Regions from separate parts of the Homo sapiens genome. Here region 1 is linked to region 2. The links are chromatin loops, found by intact Hi-C in ENCODE. Cell type or tissue: heart right ventricle. All regions are shown on one strand. Each heading gives the region's core, and the rest is flanking DNA. Links, peaks and the distances in the headings are about the cores only. Region 1 overlaps ELL (elongation factor for RNA polymerase II). Region 2 overlaps KXD1 (KxDL motif containing 1).

Region 1 (5,640 bases), core at 2,110-4,609, 120 kb after region 2:
CGTCAGACTTTTCTTTGCGATGTCCTCGGTTTCCCATTTGTTGCTGCTGCTGCTCATTCCACACTGTTGAGACCTTGTGGTCTCGATGCTGCTGGCCTCCCTCCGTCCCTCTGTCCACTTGTGGGTCCTGGGGTCGTCTTAGCAGAGCCACCGCCAAGGTTTGCACTCAGGGAGGGGCTGATGGAGGGCTGGGCGCCATGGGGTCAGGGAGGCCCCAGGGACCCATGGGCAGAGCTGGGGAGCCAGGAGGATGGGTCTGCCTGCTCTGGGGGTGCAGGCTCTGCAGACACCCCAATTGCTGCTCTGTTGCTGTGCCTAGTCTAGTGTCCCCCAAAGCATCGGGGGGCCACGCAAGTGTGGGTGTGTGAGTGTGCGTATGTGGGGACCCCCCAGGGCATGGTGGGGTCTGAGGCGTGTGTTCCCATTTAGGGCTGAATGAAGCCATGACTTGGAAAGGTGGTGGGGGGTGGATGGCGGCTGTGACTCAGGGCCCAGGGATCACATGGGGGTCACTGCTGCCATCAGCAGTCAGGCAGGGAGAACAGAAATGCAAAAATACAGATGTCTATTTTTCTAAACTGGGGGGTGGAGGGGTGCCTCCTGACAGCTTCCAAAGAGCTGACTGTGGAGGGCCCACAGTGTATCCCACCCCTGCCCGAGAGTCTCTCTCCTTTGGGACCCCCGGGTTCCCAGAGCTCCGAGGAAACTGATCCTTCATGTTTCAATAGCTGTTGTTGTTTTTCTCTTTGGGCCGGGCCGGGCCGGGGAAGGGCCGAGCAGGCTCCAGGAGGCCTCCAGAGTCAGCTGGACCTTGCTGTGTCGCCCGCAGGCAGCCCTGCAGACACCGGTGAGGTGGGATGATTTCAGGAGGTCCCAGCCCGGGACTGCCCGCCCCTCTGCCCTGGGAACCAGTCCAAGGGGCTGTCAGTTGAATTTGCCTTTTTGTTGTTGTTGTTGTTTTTGTTGTTTATTTGTTCTCCTTTTAAGGAATTATGAAGCTAAGAAAAGTTTTGTGTTTTGGGGGTTGGTGGACAAAGTTCTAGCTGATTAAATATGGTCTAACTTATTGATACTATTTTTTTTTCTTTTAATGTTGTACTGTGGAGAAAAACTATTTTGAGCCATGGGGTTGGTGTTTACAAGAACTTTCCACTTTTGCCAAAATGTTACAATTGAAAGGCATCTATCTGCGTCTTCAGTTTCCTGATATTTTCTTAAAAGATCTAGTGTCCTTTTTGTACACTAAACAGGTGAATGCTGACTTTTTTCATTCTCCAATAAATTTCACTGAACTGAACCTGGCAGCCCAGGCTGCCTGGCTGGTGTGTGTGGTGTGTGGGTGTTGGTGTATCTGTGTGTGTGGTGTATGGTGTGTATGTGTGTGTGGTGTGTGTTGGGGTGTGTGGGTGTGTAGTATATCTGTGTCGGTGTGTGTTGGATGTTGTGTGTGGGTGTGTAGTGTGTGTGATGTGTTAGGGTGTGTGTGTTGTATGTGTGGGTGTGTTGTGTGTGGTGTGTGTTGGGGTGTGGGGTGTGTGGTGTGTGTTGGGGATGTGTGTGGTGAGGATGTGGTGTTTGTTGGGATGTGGTATGTGTTGGGATGTGGGTGTGTGTTGGGGTGTGGTGTGTGGATGTGGTGTATCTGGGTGTGTGGTATGAGGGTGTGGTGTGTGTTGGGGTGTGTGGTGTGGGGTGTGTGTGGTGTGTTGGGGATGTGTTGAGGGTGGGTGTGTGTTGGGGTGTGTGGGTGTGGTGTGTGTTGGGGTGTGTTGGTGTGGGTGTGGTGTGTGTTGGTGTGTGTTGACCGGATGTGTGGTGTGTGTTGGGGTGTGAGGGTGTGGTGTGTGTTGGGTGGTGTGTGGTGTGTGTTGGGGTGTGTAGGTGTGTGTGTGGTGTGAGGGTGTGGTGTGTGTTGGGGGTGTGTGTGTTGGGTGTGTGGTGTGTGTTGGGGTGTGGGTGTGTGTGTAGTGTGTGGGTGTGTCACAGCCTGGTTTCTGTGGTGGCTGTCCCTGTCCTGTGGTTGGGGGTGGGCTGGCATCAGGAGGTGATGTGACCTGGGGCCGCCATAATGATGAGAAAGGGTTGTTCAGGGGCTCTGGCTGGGACCAGATAAGAAGGCAGAGTTTGCAGCCTACCTGAGCCGTTGCCTGAGAAAGGACCAAATCAGAGGGCCCTGTAGGTGACGGGGAGCGCGGGGGTGGGGGCAGGCTGGGTCAGGGCGGAGGGATAGGGAGCCATAGCAGGTGTGTGAGCACAGCAGTACCCTCTGGTGTGGATAGGGTGGGCTGAACCCAGCATTGGGATTCCTTGGCCCCCTGTGGCACCAAAGGCTACAGGAGTGGGGCTGGGGGTGGGGGAAACCAGCTGTGACTGTCTCCCTCTGATGAAAGCAGCAGCAGGTAACGGTAATATTACCTGTTCTTCCCACACTGGGGCAGGGGCATCCCCTGTGCCACTAGTGGGGATGGGGAAAAGGCCTGACGGGAGCGGCGGTGGTGCAGGTGGAACGAGCCAGGGGCCATGGAGAACATAACACTCAACCTGCCAGCCAAGGACAAGAAGGGGTGCATTTAGTAAGCGATAACACCGAAGAATAGGACCGTGGGCAAAGGTCCTGGGCCTGCAGCTGTGGGGGGGGCCTGGCCTCCCTGCCCGTCCGTGGCCTTGGCCCAAGTTCTAAGGCCACCCAGGAATCTGAGGGGCGCGGGAGGGGAAGTCATGCAGCCCAGTGGGGCAGCGTGTACCCTGCTCCCAGCATAGCCTGGCCACGCTGTTCTCCCAGGATAACATCTCTGTCCCAACATCCCAGGGCCAACACCAACCTCCTGCAGCTCACGGTCCTGCCTCCCCCGGCCCTCCAACGCCAGCCCTAAGCCAACTGCCCAGCAATACTCTGGCCATCACCCCCGCAGCCTGCAGAGGCCACAGTCAGTCCCCTGACCTTCCTGAGCCATGGATGCCATCAGTCTAGTGCCCCGGATATTCAGGAGAGCCTTCCCACCCTCATGACCTGGGCACCCTGGTAGAGAGGGGCTCAGAGCTGTTAAACCCTCTCCTGCCACCTGCCAGGGGCCCCAATTGTCCTCTTTCAACGGGCACCCCTGTTCCTGCAGCCCCCTCCTGTACCAAGCTCCACCTGGGCTCTGCAACACAGCAGTGACTCAGCCTCATCCCTGCCTTCAGGGAGCCCACACTTTGCTGGGGAATAACAGTGCATCTCACCACCGACTTCAGCACACCCAGGCCTGACTGTAGGGGCCAAACCCCCTCCTTCGGCCTTGTCAACTGCTGGGAGTGGAAGCAGCCCAGCCTCTATGCCGATTCCCTCCAGCTGCCCTGTGCCAGCTCCCATCCTCCGGCACCCTCTACAGGTGGCCCTGTGAACACAGGCTCCCCGGGGCTGGGTCTTGGGACCTTCCTCATGTCTCTCAACTACACAGGTTCCTGAATCACGTGTCGCCTCGAGGCACAAACTCCCCGATTCTCTGATCCTCCAGTACCTACAGGATGTCCAACAGTTCCATTCCCAGAGATGGTATCGGACTCCACAAGTTATGGGGGTCAGTCCCACAGGGCTGCACCTGTGTCAGATGCCACCTATACTTCTGGCAAGCAGGCTAATAAATTGCGAGTTCCCATGACCCCACTTCAGGTTTGATAATTGCTGGAACAGCTCACAGAACTCCGGAAAATGCTCACAGCCAAATGGAGGAGGCGCACAGGGCAAGGTATGGGCGGGCCGTGAAGCTTCCATGCCTTTTCCAGGCATGCCACCCTCCCAGCCCCTCCATATTTTCCCCTAAACCCCATTTTTTTTTTGAGACAGGGTATTACTCTGTTGCCCAGGCTGGAGTGCAGTGGTACAATCATGGCTCACTGCAGCCTACACCTCCTGAGCTTAGGTGATCCTCCCACCTCAGCCTCCCACGCAGCTGGACTACAGGTGTGCGCCACCAAGCCCGGCTATTTTTTGTTTGTTTGTTTGTATTGAGACGGGGTTTCCCCGTGTTGCCCAGGCTGGTCTCAAACTCCTGGGCTCAAGCGATGCGCCCGCTTTGACCTCCCAAAGTGCTAGGATTACAGGCATGAGCCACCGTGCCTGGCTGACTGCCTATTTTTCGGCTTAGGTTCTATGAAGAATGTGTATCAATGTGTTGAAACACTGTAGATCTTAAAGGGAGCAGACTGGGTGGGGGAGGGGGGCCAGCCTGCCCAGACTTCCTAGACTCTGGGTAGCATTCCTTCCTCCAGGGTATGGGCAGGACCCTCCCGGAATGAGGGTCTTCAAGGGAGCAGGCAGAGAGTGACCTTTGCCGGCTTTGTGGCTTTTTTTTTGTTTTAAGGGGAGAAGGGCTCCAGTGTCTCTGACCTGCCTTGGGGAAGAGGAATTCTGGTTTCTATGGTTTCCAGGGGAGAAAGGGGCTAGAGGCAGGAGGGCAGGAGAAGGTCGGAGAGACTCGATTCTGAGCTTTCCGATGCCCTGCTCAAAGCGCGGGGCAGGCCAAGGCCCCATAACTTGAGGCTGAGGGGAGTTTCTGTGTTCTGAGCCCCAACTGTCTCATTTGCATATATGTGATTGATTAAATCGTTGGCCACTGGTGATTGAGCTCAATGTCTAACCAAGAACCAGGAACAAACACCAAATACTCTTTCACACTCCCTATCCCCAGCCCTCAGGGTCTGCCCAAGACCCCAAACTGCCTCCCACGTAGCCAATTTTTCATCTGCCCTGTCTGGGTGGCTCAGGTGGCTTGGCCTGTAGTTTTCTTTCAGTGAACTCCTCTTCATGTCTCAAAACCCTTGCCAGCAGCCCCCTCATCTGGGGAGCCTGTCTTGCAGGGGCCCTGCCTGTGAGTTCCCACCCACTGGGGCGGGGGTGTCCCAGTCCACTTCCAACTCCCTCAGACTGGGGCCCCTTCAGGGTGAGGCCTGGACCCAGAGTCTTAAGCCCTCATCCTCCAAGGTCAGGCCCTGTCTCTTGCAAACGTTCCCAACTATCCACCTTTTGGGCCAGCTCCAGTGGTGGAAACTTTCCGGCCTCCAGGCGCTTGTTTTGGAAAGTTCCTGGGGGAGCTGCCCCGGCCTGCCCGCTGGGTTCCCACGCTCCCTTATCAGCGCGCATGAGGGGGGCGCCCTGCAGTGCAGGCCTCATTCCTCCCCTGCCTCGGCCCTGCCCGCCTGTGCGTCCCCTCCCCTTTCCAGCGAACAGCCTCCCGCTCCGGCCCACTCCTGCCAAGCCCTCCTGCTGCAGGTGGGGAAACAGGCCAAACAGGCCCCATCCTTGTGAGCCCCGTGGGGACAGAGTGACTTTGTCCCCCGAGATGGATGGGGGCGGACATGGGGAGCCAGGGGATGGGACTGCCTGGTAGGTGCTGCTGCCCACGAAGGGGGAGTAGGTGGCAGTGTGGCTCCGAGGAGATTCTGGCTTTGGAGTTCTGGTCCTCTGCCTGTTTCCCCTGCAGTGTCTCTGACCCAGACCCCCTACCTACCCCCCCGGAGGCCCAGCTTCCCTGCCCAGCTCCACCCCCTGGCTTGTGGCTGGGCTCATGTGTAGCCTCATTGTCCTCTTGTAAAGGGGGGATAGGCAGCCATGAGCCCCTGGGGGCTGCGGAGCGAGCGAGGTGAACCTATACGCGCCGC
Region 2 (8,736 bases), core at 6,154-8,653:
GATAACTTCCCAACAGCATCTGTAAACATCGGGTACAAAAATATTCCATTAAACTCTTTCCCGAGGTGGCTCCGTTTGCTCCATGGAGGCCTTCAGAGAGGCCTGCTGGCCCCTCAGGTTCCACACCTCTATTCAGAGAAACACAGAACTCAGCACGCTCAGGGCTGAATGGATGGCCAGCCTCCGTCTCAAGACTTCTACCTATCTCAGAAACCTCCTTGAGATACCAAGGAGAAAGTATTTGATACTTTTACGGAGCAAGGGGCAGGAAAAGCAGAATTAGTGGGTGCGGGGGTGGGCTGGGGTGAACTCAGAGGAGACCGTGCTTGTGCACCTCAAGGAGGTCCTGACCGGTGGTGGGGGACATCTGGCTCTGGTGTCTGGGAACCTTCTAAGCATTCTTCAGAGCAGACGTCAGGCTCAGCTCTGGAAAAATTCCCCTGTGCCCAGCCCCACGACTCCAGCTGGAATGGGCGTGCCCTGGCATGGCAGAGGGGTCTTGCAGAATAGAGATGTTCTGAGGAAGGAAGGAGCCAGAATTAAAGACCCCCCCAGGAATTCCACACCCCTCGGGAGAGAGCCTTGTCCCCCTAGGAGCCCTGGGTGACAGAACGGGGCAGCAAAGGAGCCCTGGATGACAGAACAAGGCAGGGTTACCCGCTGCCACCTTGTATGCTGCTGCCCTGAGACCCCCTCAAGGCACCGGGCAGCAGGGCTATTCGCCCGTCATCTCCTCGTCATCTGTCTGGCTGCGGCCGTTGATGGCTGGGGAGCCAGGCTGGACATGGGACAGGTCCTCGAAGCCGGGGCTCAGGGAGGGCGAGACGGTGTCGGGGCTGGTGTCACATGAGCCCGTGCTCTGTTCTGAGGTGGCAATGGTGGTCGTGGTGCTGGGTGGGATGGGGTCTTCATCCTCTTCCTCCAGGAAGGATGCCTCTGGGATATCTGGGGGAAGGAGGCCCAAGAGTTGGTTTTGTCACCTTGCCAAGCTCTGTGATGTAGGACTTATTGTCCATGTGACCCCTAACGGCTGCCCTCACCCCATGGGGGTATGACTTGACCCTTTTTTTTTTTTTTTTTTGAGACGGAGTTTCGCTCTTTGCCCAGGCTAGAGTGCAATGGTATAATCTCGGCTCACTGCAACCTCCGTCTCCCGGGTTCAAGCGATTCTTCTGCCTTAACCTCCTGAGTAGCTGAGACTACAGATGCCCATCATCACGCCCATCTAATTTTGTATTTTTACTAGAGACGGGGTTTCTCTATGTTGGTCAGGCTGGTATCGAACTCCCGACCTCAGGTGATCCACCCGCCTCAGCCTCCCAAAGTGTTGGGATTACAGGCATGAGCCACCGCGCCTGGCAGACTTGGCCCATTTTTATTTTGTAGAGGAGAAAACTGAGGCCCAGGCAGGGAAGAGCCCTCCCTTCAAGGTGAGGTGAGGAAGGGACACAAGATCTGGGGTTAGGCCTACAGGAGCCCTGAGGGCGAACCTGGCTCACTGCACTACCTGGGCTAGGTATATGACCTCCCCTCAGCCCAGCTCCCTGCTCTGTAAACTGCTGTTGGAGGCCCTGGGATGGAGAGCTGTCGGCCTTTTCAACAGATGGTGTGAACCCAGGCTCAGCCTGCAGAGCCCTTTAAGGTGGTGGCAACATGGAATGGTACCCCAGAGAACACGCGAGCTCTCTAGCCAGACAGATGCGAACTCAAGTCCTGCCCCTCTGGGCCTCTGTTTCCCTCTCCATGAAACGGTGATACTCACAGTCCCCACCCCATGGGTGACTGTGGGTAACAGCTGGACATGGGACAGATCCTCGAAGCTGGGGCTCAGGGAAGGCGAGACGATGTCGGGGCTGGTGTCACATGAGCCCGTGCTCTGTTCTGAGATGGCTCATAATGCACACAGGGATAAGGATTGTCATGCTGCTTATCCACATTCTCCTGTGCGGCCTCCCCACGGGGCACGGACTCCCGTCCTAGTGCCCACTCTGCCAGCTGCTGACAGGACCAGGCCAGCACCCTGACCCTGCCCCCACCCCAGGTTTCCCCAGACCCACTGCCCATTACAGCCTGGTCTCAGTATCAGGCCCCAAGGTGGCCTTCCAGAAGCCTGCCCTGGGTGGAGAGTGCTGACGTGCTCGGGAGCAGGAACCCTGCGTGACACTTACGGCTGAAGGCCTCTGGGTGCTGCCTGGCCAGTTTCCCTTTCAGCGTCCTGCAGGGGAGAGAAGGCACACAGGGCTTAACCTGCTGAGCAGGTAGGCTGGGCCTGGTGCTGGCCACAAGCCCCTGCTGCCAGCTGAGGGCAAGGGGAGACGGGAGTGAGAACCCCCACACTGTTCATCACCTCACATCTTCACTCTCTCTAGGTGCTCGGCCCAGCAGCCACGGCCCTGACAGTCGCCCACCAGCCGGCCTCCAGCCCCAAGGTAGGCACCAACCCCCAACTAGTTAGACTCTGGGTGCTCTGAGCCTAGGCACTGGCTGGGGGCTCCCCCTGCGAGGCTGCTTCTTACATGTGGCCTCTTCTCTGATAAATTTTTTTTTTTTTTTTGAGACAGAATCTCACTCTGTCGCCCAGGGTGGAGTGCAGTGGTGCCATCCTGGCTCACTGCAACCTCCACCTTCCGGATTCACATGATTGTCCTCCCTCAGCCTCCCAAGTAGCTGGGATTACAGGCACGTGCCACCATGCTCAGCTGATTTTTTTGTATTTTTAGTAGAGACGGGATTTCATCATGTTGGCCAGGCTGGTCTCAAACTTCTGACCTCAGGTGATCTGCCTGCGTCAGCCTCCCTAACTGCTGGGATTACAGGCATGAGCCACTGTGCCCAGCCATTCCTGCCTTTTCATTATGTGTCTAGCACTATGTTACTTTTTTTTTTTTTTTGAGACGGAGTCTCGCTCTGTCGCCCAGGCTTGAGTGCAGTGGCGCGATCTCGGCTCACCTCCTGGGTTCATGCCATTCTCCTGCCTCAGCCTCCCGAGTAGCTGGCAATACAGACGCCCACCACCACGCCCAGCTAATTTTTTGTATTTTTAGTATTTTTTGTATTTTTAGTAGAGACGGGGTTTCACCATGTTAGCCGGGATGGTCTTGATCTCCTGACCTCGTGATCCGCCTGCCTCGGCCTCCCAAAGTGCTGGGATTACAGGCATGGGCCACCTCGCCCAGCCGCACTGTGTTACATTTTTTAAGAATAAATAAACTGCAAGGCTGGGCATGATGGCTCATGCCTATAATCCCAGCACTTTGGGAGGTCGAGGTGGATGGATCATCTGAGGCCAGGACTTCGAGATGAGCCTGGCCAACATGGGGAAACCCTGTCTCTACTAAAAAAATACAAAAATTACACAAAATACAAAAATTAGGCTCACACCTGTAATCCCAACACTTTAGGAGGCCGAGGCAGGCAGAGTGCTGGAGCTCAGGAGTTTGAGACTAGCCTGGGCAACACGGTGAAATCTCGTCTCTACTAAAATACAAAAAATCAGCTGGGCGTGGCAGCATGCGCCTGTAGTCCCAGCTACTCAGGAGGCTGAAGCAGGAGAATCGCTTGAACCTGGGAGGCGGAGGTTGCAGTGAGCTGACATTGCACCACTGCACTCCAGCCTGGGCGACAGAGCAAGACTCCACCTCAAAAATAAAACAACAACAACAAAAATTAGCTGGGTGTGGTACAGTATGTCTGTAGACCCAGCTACTCAGAAGGCTGAAGCACAAGAATCGCTTGAATCCAGGAGGCAGAGGTTGCAGTGAGCCAAGATCACGCCACTGCACTCCAGCCAGGGCCACAGATCAAGACTCTGTCTCGGCCGGGCGCAGTGGCTCACGCCTGTAATCCCAGCACTTTGGGAGGCCAAGGCGGCTGGATCACGAGGTCAGGAGATCGAGACCATCCTGACTACTAACACGGTGAAACCCCATCTCCACTAAAAATACAAAAAATTCTCCAGGCGTGGTGGTAGGCACCTGTAATCCCAGCTACTCCGGAGACTGAGGCAGGAGAATGGCGTGAGCCCGGGAAGCGGAGCTTGCAGTGAGCTGAGGTCGCGCCACTGCACTCCAGCCTGGGCAACAGAGCGAGACTCCGTCTCCAAAAAAAAAAAAAAAACTCTGTCTCGATCAATTAATCAATCAGTAAATAAACTTACGTCAAGATTTTATCCCAGGGTTGGAATTGTCCCAGACACTTAAGTGCGCAGTGAAGCCTTGTAAAACAAACAGAAATCTCCCTTTACCCTGGTATGTGAAGGAAACTGAGGCTCAGATGGGGAGGTGGAGGCAGAGGTCAGCTGGGCTGGGGTGGCACTGAGCACCCACCTGATACGGCGGAAGATGCTGTCCAGGTCCCGTTTCATCTCTACTAGGGTCCTCGTGTGGTGCAGGAAGCGTTCGCTCATCTGCTGCAGGCGGGCACTGGACAGGTTGTTGAAGTTGAGCAGCATCTCATTGGTCTTCTCAAAGCGGTCCAGCCTGATGGTGGAGAGAGGGCATGAGCTTCACTGCCCAGCTTCAGGGCCCTGCCCAACCTGGCCCAGAAGACTGTTCATGCCAAGCCCTTGCCTGCTTCACAACCTTTGCATGGGCTGTTCCCTTGTCCTGCAGAGTTCTACCTACTCTTTGAGCCACCTAGCAAACTCCTATTCAACCTTCAAAACCCTACTCAAGTGTGTCCTTCTCATGTAGCCTTGTCTACCTCTATTCAGTCAGACTTTTTTTGAGACAGAGTCTTGCTTCGTCACCCAGGCTGGAGTGCAGTGGCGCGATCTCGGCTCACTGCAAGCTCCGTCTCCCAGGTTCATACCATTCTCCTGCCTCAGCCTCCCGAGTATAGCTGGGACTACAGGCGTCCGCCACCATGCCTGGCTAATTTTTTGTATTTTTAGTAGAGACGAGGTTTCACCAGGTTAGCCAGGATGGTCTCGATCTCCTGACCTCGTGATCCACCCACCTCGGCCTCCCAAAGTGCTGGGATTACAGGAGTGAGCCATCGTGCCTGGCCCAATCAGACTCTTTTAATTCCACTAGCCCCAGGTTGTTCCTCTGGCCCAGCCCTGACACCATAGGGCCAGGAGGGTCTGTGTCTGGCTTTGTCTCCCCTCAGTCTAGAAGTTTCCCAGAGCCAGGTCTGAATCTGACCTAAAAAAACAGGAGACCAGCCGGGCATGGGGGCTCATGCCTGCAATTCCAGCGCTTTGGGAGGTCAAGGCAGGCAGATCATGAGGTCAGGAGTTCGAGACCAGCCTTGCCAACATGGGAAAACCGCGTCTCTACCAAAAATACAAAAATTGGCTGGGCATGGTGGCGGGCGCCTGTAATCCCAGCTACTCGGGAGGCTGAGGCAGGAGAATCATTTGAACCCGGGAGGCGGACATAGCAGTGACCTGAGATTGCGCCACTGCACTCCAGCCTGGGTGACAGTGCGAAACTATGTCTCAAAAAAAAGGAGACCAGCACTTTAGGAGGTTGAGGCAGGGTGGATCACTTGAGGTCTGGCCAACATGGTGAAACCACATCTCTTCTAAAAATAAAAAAATCAGGGCCGGGCACGGTGGCTCACACCTGTAATCCCAGCACTTTGGGAGGCTGAGGCGGGCGGATCACGAAGTCAAGAGATTGAGACCATTCTGGTCAACGTGGTGAAACCCCGTCTCTACTAAAAATACAAAAATTAGCTGGCCGTGGTGGCGCACACCTGTAGTCCCAGCTACTTGGAAGGCTGAGGCAGTAGAATCGCTTGAACCCAGCAGGCAGAGGTTGCAGTGAGCTGAGATTGCGCCACTGTGCTCCAGCCTGGCGAGAGAGCGAGACTCCGTCACAAAAAAAAAATCAGCCAGGCATGGTGGTGCATGCCTATAATCCCAGCGACTCAGGAGGCTGAAGCAGGAGAATCACTTGACCCAGGAGGCAGAGGATGTAGTGAGCAGCAATTATGCTATTGCATTCCAGCCTGGGCGACAGAGTGAGACTCTGTCTCCCAAAAAAAAAAAAAAAAAAGACACAGGAGAGAGACAGGTACTATTGAGACTCGGAGCTGCTCTGGGTCTGGGAGAAAAGGTAAGGAAATCAGGTCTGTACTGTGTCGTGACAGCTGAGAAGAGCCTCTGGCTCAGAGACACAAAAACAAAGCTGCGGGAGGCTGTGCTTCCACTCCAAGACTGTATTAGCCCAGTGGTGTCCAGTCTTTTCATTTCCCTGGGCCACATTGGAAGAAGAATTGTCTTGGGCCACACATAAAATACACTAACACTAACGACAGCTGATGAGTTAAGAAAGAAAAAGAAAAAAATCACAAAAAAAATCTCGTAATGTTTTAAGAAAGTTTACGAATTTGTGTTGGCCCACATTCAAAGGGTTGGACAGGCCGAGGGTTGGACAAGCTTGGTATTAGCCTTTCTTCCCCACAGGGCAGGCCTGAATTAGGGCAAGGTTTCAGCAGCCACAGCACCAAACCCCAGTGAGGACAAGAGGCCTTTATGTCCGCTCCAAGAGACCCTGGGCACTGTGCAGACACAGCCTGGGCTCTGGGAGACTAGTCCTTCACCAGGAAGTAGGCGCACCAGCATAAAACCTGCATAAAGGCCAGGCACAGTGGCTCAGGCCTATAATCCCAGGACTTCGGGAGGCCGAGGCGGGTGGATCACTTGAGGTCAGGAGTTCGAGACCAGCCTGACCAACATGATGAAAGCCCGTCTCTACTAAAAATACAAAAATTAGCTGGGCATGGTGGCACATGCTTGTAATCCCAGCTACTCAGAGGGCTGAGGCAGGAGAAATCGCTTGAACTCGGGAGGCGGAGGTTGCAGTGAGGCAAGGTCACACCATTGCACTCTAGCCTGGGCAACAAGAGCAAAACTCTGTCTCAAAAACAAGAAACAAATAAACAAAAAAACCTGCATGTGGCCCCCTCTGGTCCTTCAACTCTCCCACCCCAGGTCTCGGGACAGGAGCCCCTGCGGCCCCCGCCAAGCCATCCGCAGCTGCAAAATCTCCCCAAAGCCCTGCTTCCTGTGCCAAGGCCTCGCCTCCAGGCCGGGAAGGAATTTACTTTGGAGCCAGCGACAGATTTGCTCATTTCCTTCATTTTATCACCAGTGTGGGCCCCGGGTAGGGGCGGGCAAGACAAGAATGTTGGCCAGCCTGTGGATTCCTTCCCACGCTCAGGTCCCCCAGCCGCCACTCACATGTTCTTCTGGGCCAGGATGATGGCGTTGACATCATCTGTGTTCACCATGCTCAGGATGCGGCCGCAGAAGACCCTCGAGGCCGAGTCCGGGAGGTCCATCTCTTTCTCCTCCTCCGCTGCCTGAAACAGGCAAGAACAGAGTGGTCTGCACTAGTCACCAGGTGAGGTGGGACCAAGAGGCCAGGCCGGGACCGCCATGTGCTGGAACCTAACCCAACCGTGGTGGTATCCTACAGTGGGGATGTGTGACTGTGGCTCAGTCATGCCACCTGAACCTCAGGTGTGCCACCCCAGGAATTTGGAGGTATTGGGCAAACTAAGAGAGGTTGTATTTGTAAACTGTACCCAAGCACATTAGAATCCCATCACCTCCCACTTCCATGAGCCCAAGGCCACAGGTACCTCTCACCTGCACAGATCTGCCAGCTTCCTCCCTCATCCCCTGCCTAACAACTGCTGTCCTCACAAGCTGAACGTGTGTGGCTGCTTCAGCAAATCATCACCACCTCCAATGTCTCCTCTCCCAAGAGGTCAATGACTCCTGTTCCCGTCACTCTTACCGCTTCTCTTACTACTTGACCTCGTTTTTTTATTTCTTTTTGATACAGAGTTTCACTCCTGTCACCCAGGCTGGAGTGCAATGGCGCGATCTTGGCTTAGCGCAACCTCCGCCTCCCAGGTTCAAGCGATTCTCCTGCCTCACCCTCCCAAGTAGCTGGGATTACAGGTGCCCGCCACCACGCCTGGCTAATTTTTGTATTTTTTAGTAGAGACGGGGTTTCACCATTTTGGCCAGGCTGGTCTCGAACTACTGACCTCAGGTGATCCACTCGCCTCAGCCTCCCAAAGTGCTGGGATTACAGGCATGAGCCACCGCGCCCAGGCTACTTTACCTTGTTTTTGTTTGTTTGTTTGTTAAGAGACAGGGTCTCGCTATGTTGCCTAGGCTGCTCTTAAATTCCTAGGCTGACACGACCCTTTTGCCTTGGCCTCCCAAAGTGCTAGGATTACAGGCCTGAGCCACTGCGCCCAGCCACCCTTTACCTTGATTTAACTGCTTCACTGGTTCACCTCTTCATGAAATTATCCTAGTTATCAGCTAACCCGTTTGCCTGTCACCGCCACAACGTCAGCTCCAAAAGAGCAGAGGTGGCCAGGTGCTGTGGCTCACGCCTGTAATCCTAGCACTCTGGGAGGGCGAGGCAGGTGGATCACGAGGTCAGGAGTTCGAGACCAGCCTGGCCAACATAGTGAAACCCCATCTCTACTAAAAATACAAAAATTAGCCAGGCATGGTGGTGGGCACCTTTAGTCCCAGCTACTCGGGAGCTTGAGGCAGGAGAATCACTTGAACCCAGGAGGCGGAGGTTGTGGTGAGCCAAGACTGTGCCACTGCACTCCAGCCTGGGCAACAGAGAGACTCCGTCTCAAAAAAAAAAAAGAAGGAGTAGAGGTGTGTCTGTCACCAGAACCCGACCCGGAGTCTGGCTCATAGCAAGGGGCTGCCAGAATGTTGTTGTGGGGAAGGGCAACAGAACTTTTCAA

What was found. A loop is a pair of places that touch in the nucleus more often than their neighbours do. Peaks named below come from ENCODE experiments on the same cell type or tissue, not always from the same donor. Only the 100,000 strongest peaks of a DNase experiment are listed, where the experiment ranks them.
Region 1: it touches region 2 in a loop (2.1-fold over the local background); 22 of 110 quality-filtered maps call a loop at or near these places.

Annotation. Positions count from the first base shown.
Region 1 is chr19:18,438,320-18,443,959 of GRCh38, reverse strand. It overlaps ELL (elongation factor for RNA polymerase II), which reads left to right. Exons shown (of 12, transcript NM_006532.4): 12 at 1-1,297. Among named protein-coding and RNA genes, the nearest start is that of ISYNA1, 3.0 kb to the right of the region's middle. RefSeq lists a silencer at 2,100-2,149 and enhancers at 2,943-3,002, 3,163-3,282, 4,628-5,614, 5,615-5,640. In heart right ventricle, for the core only: a CTCF peak has its summit at 3,380 (motif pointing left); no DNase peak of the experiment used is centred there; H3K27ac peaks cover 641 bases.
Region 2 is chr19:18,560,611-18,569,346 of GRCh38, reverse strand. It overlaps KXD1 (KxDL motif containing 1), which reads right to left. Exons shown (of 5, transcript NM_024069.4): 2 at 7,190-7,311; 3 at 4,326-4,478; 4 at 2,169-2,215; 5 at 1-945. The coding sequence starts at 7,290. The coding sequence ends at 716. It also overlaps a transcript of UBA52 not described here. Among named protein-coding and RNA genes, the nearest start is that of UBA52, 6.9 kb to the left of the region's middle. RefSeq lists an enhancer at 6,659-7,244. In heart right ventricle, for the core only: no CTCF peak of the experiment used is centred there; a DNase peak (open chromatin) is centred at 7,116; H3K27ac peaks cover 2,372 bases.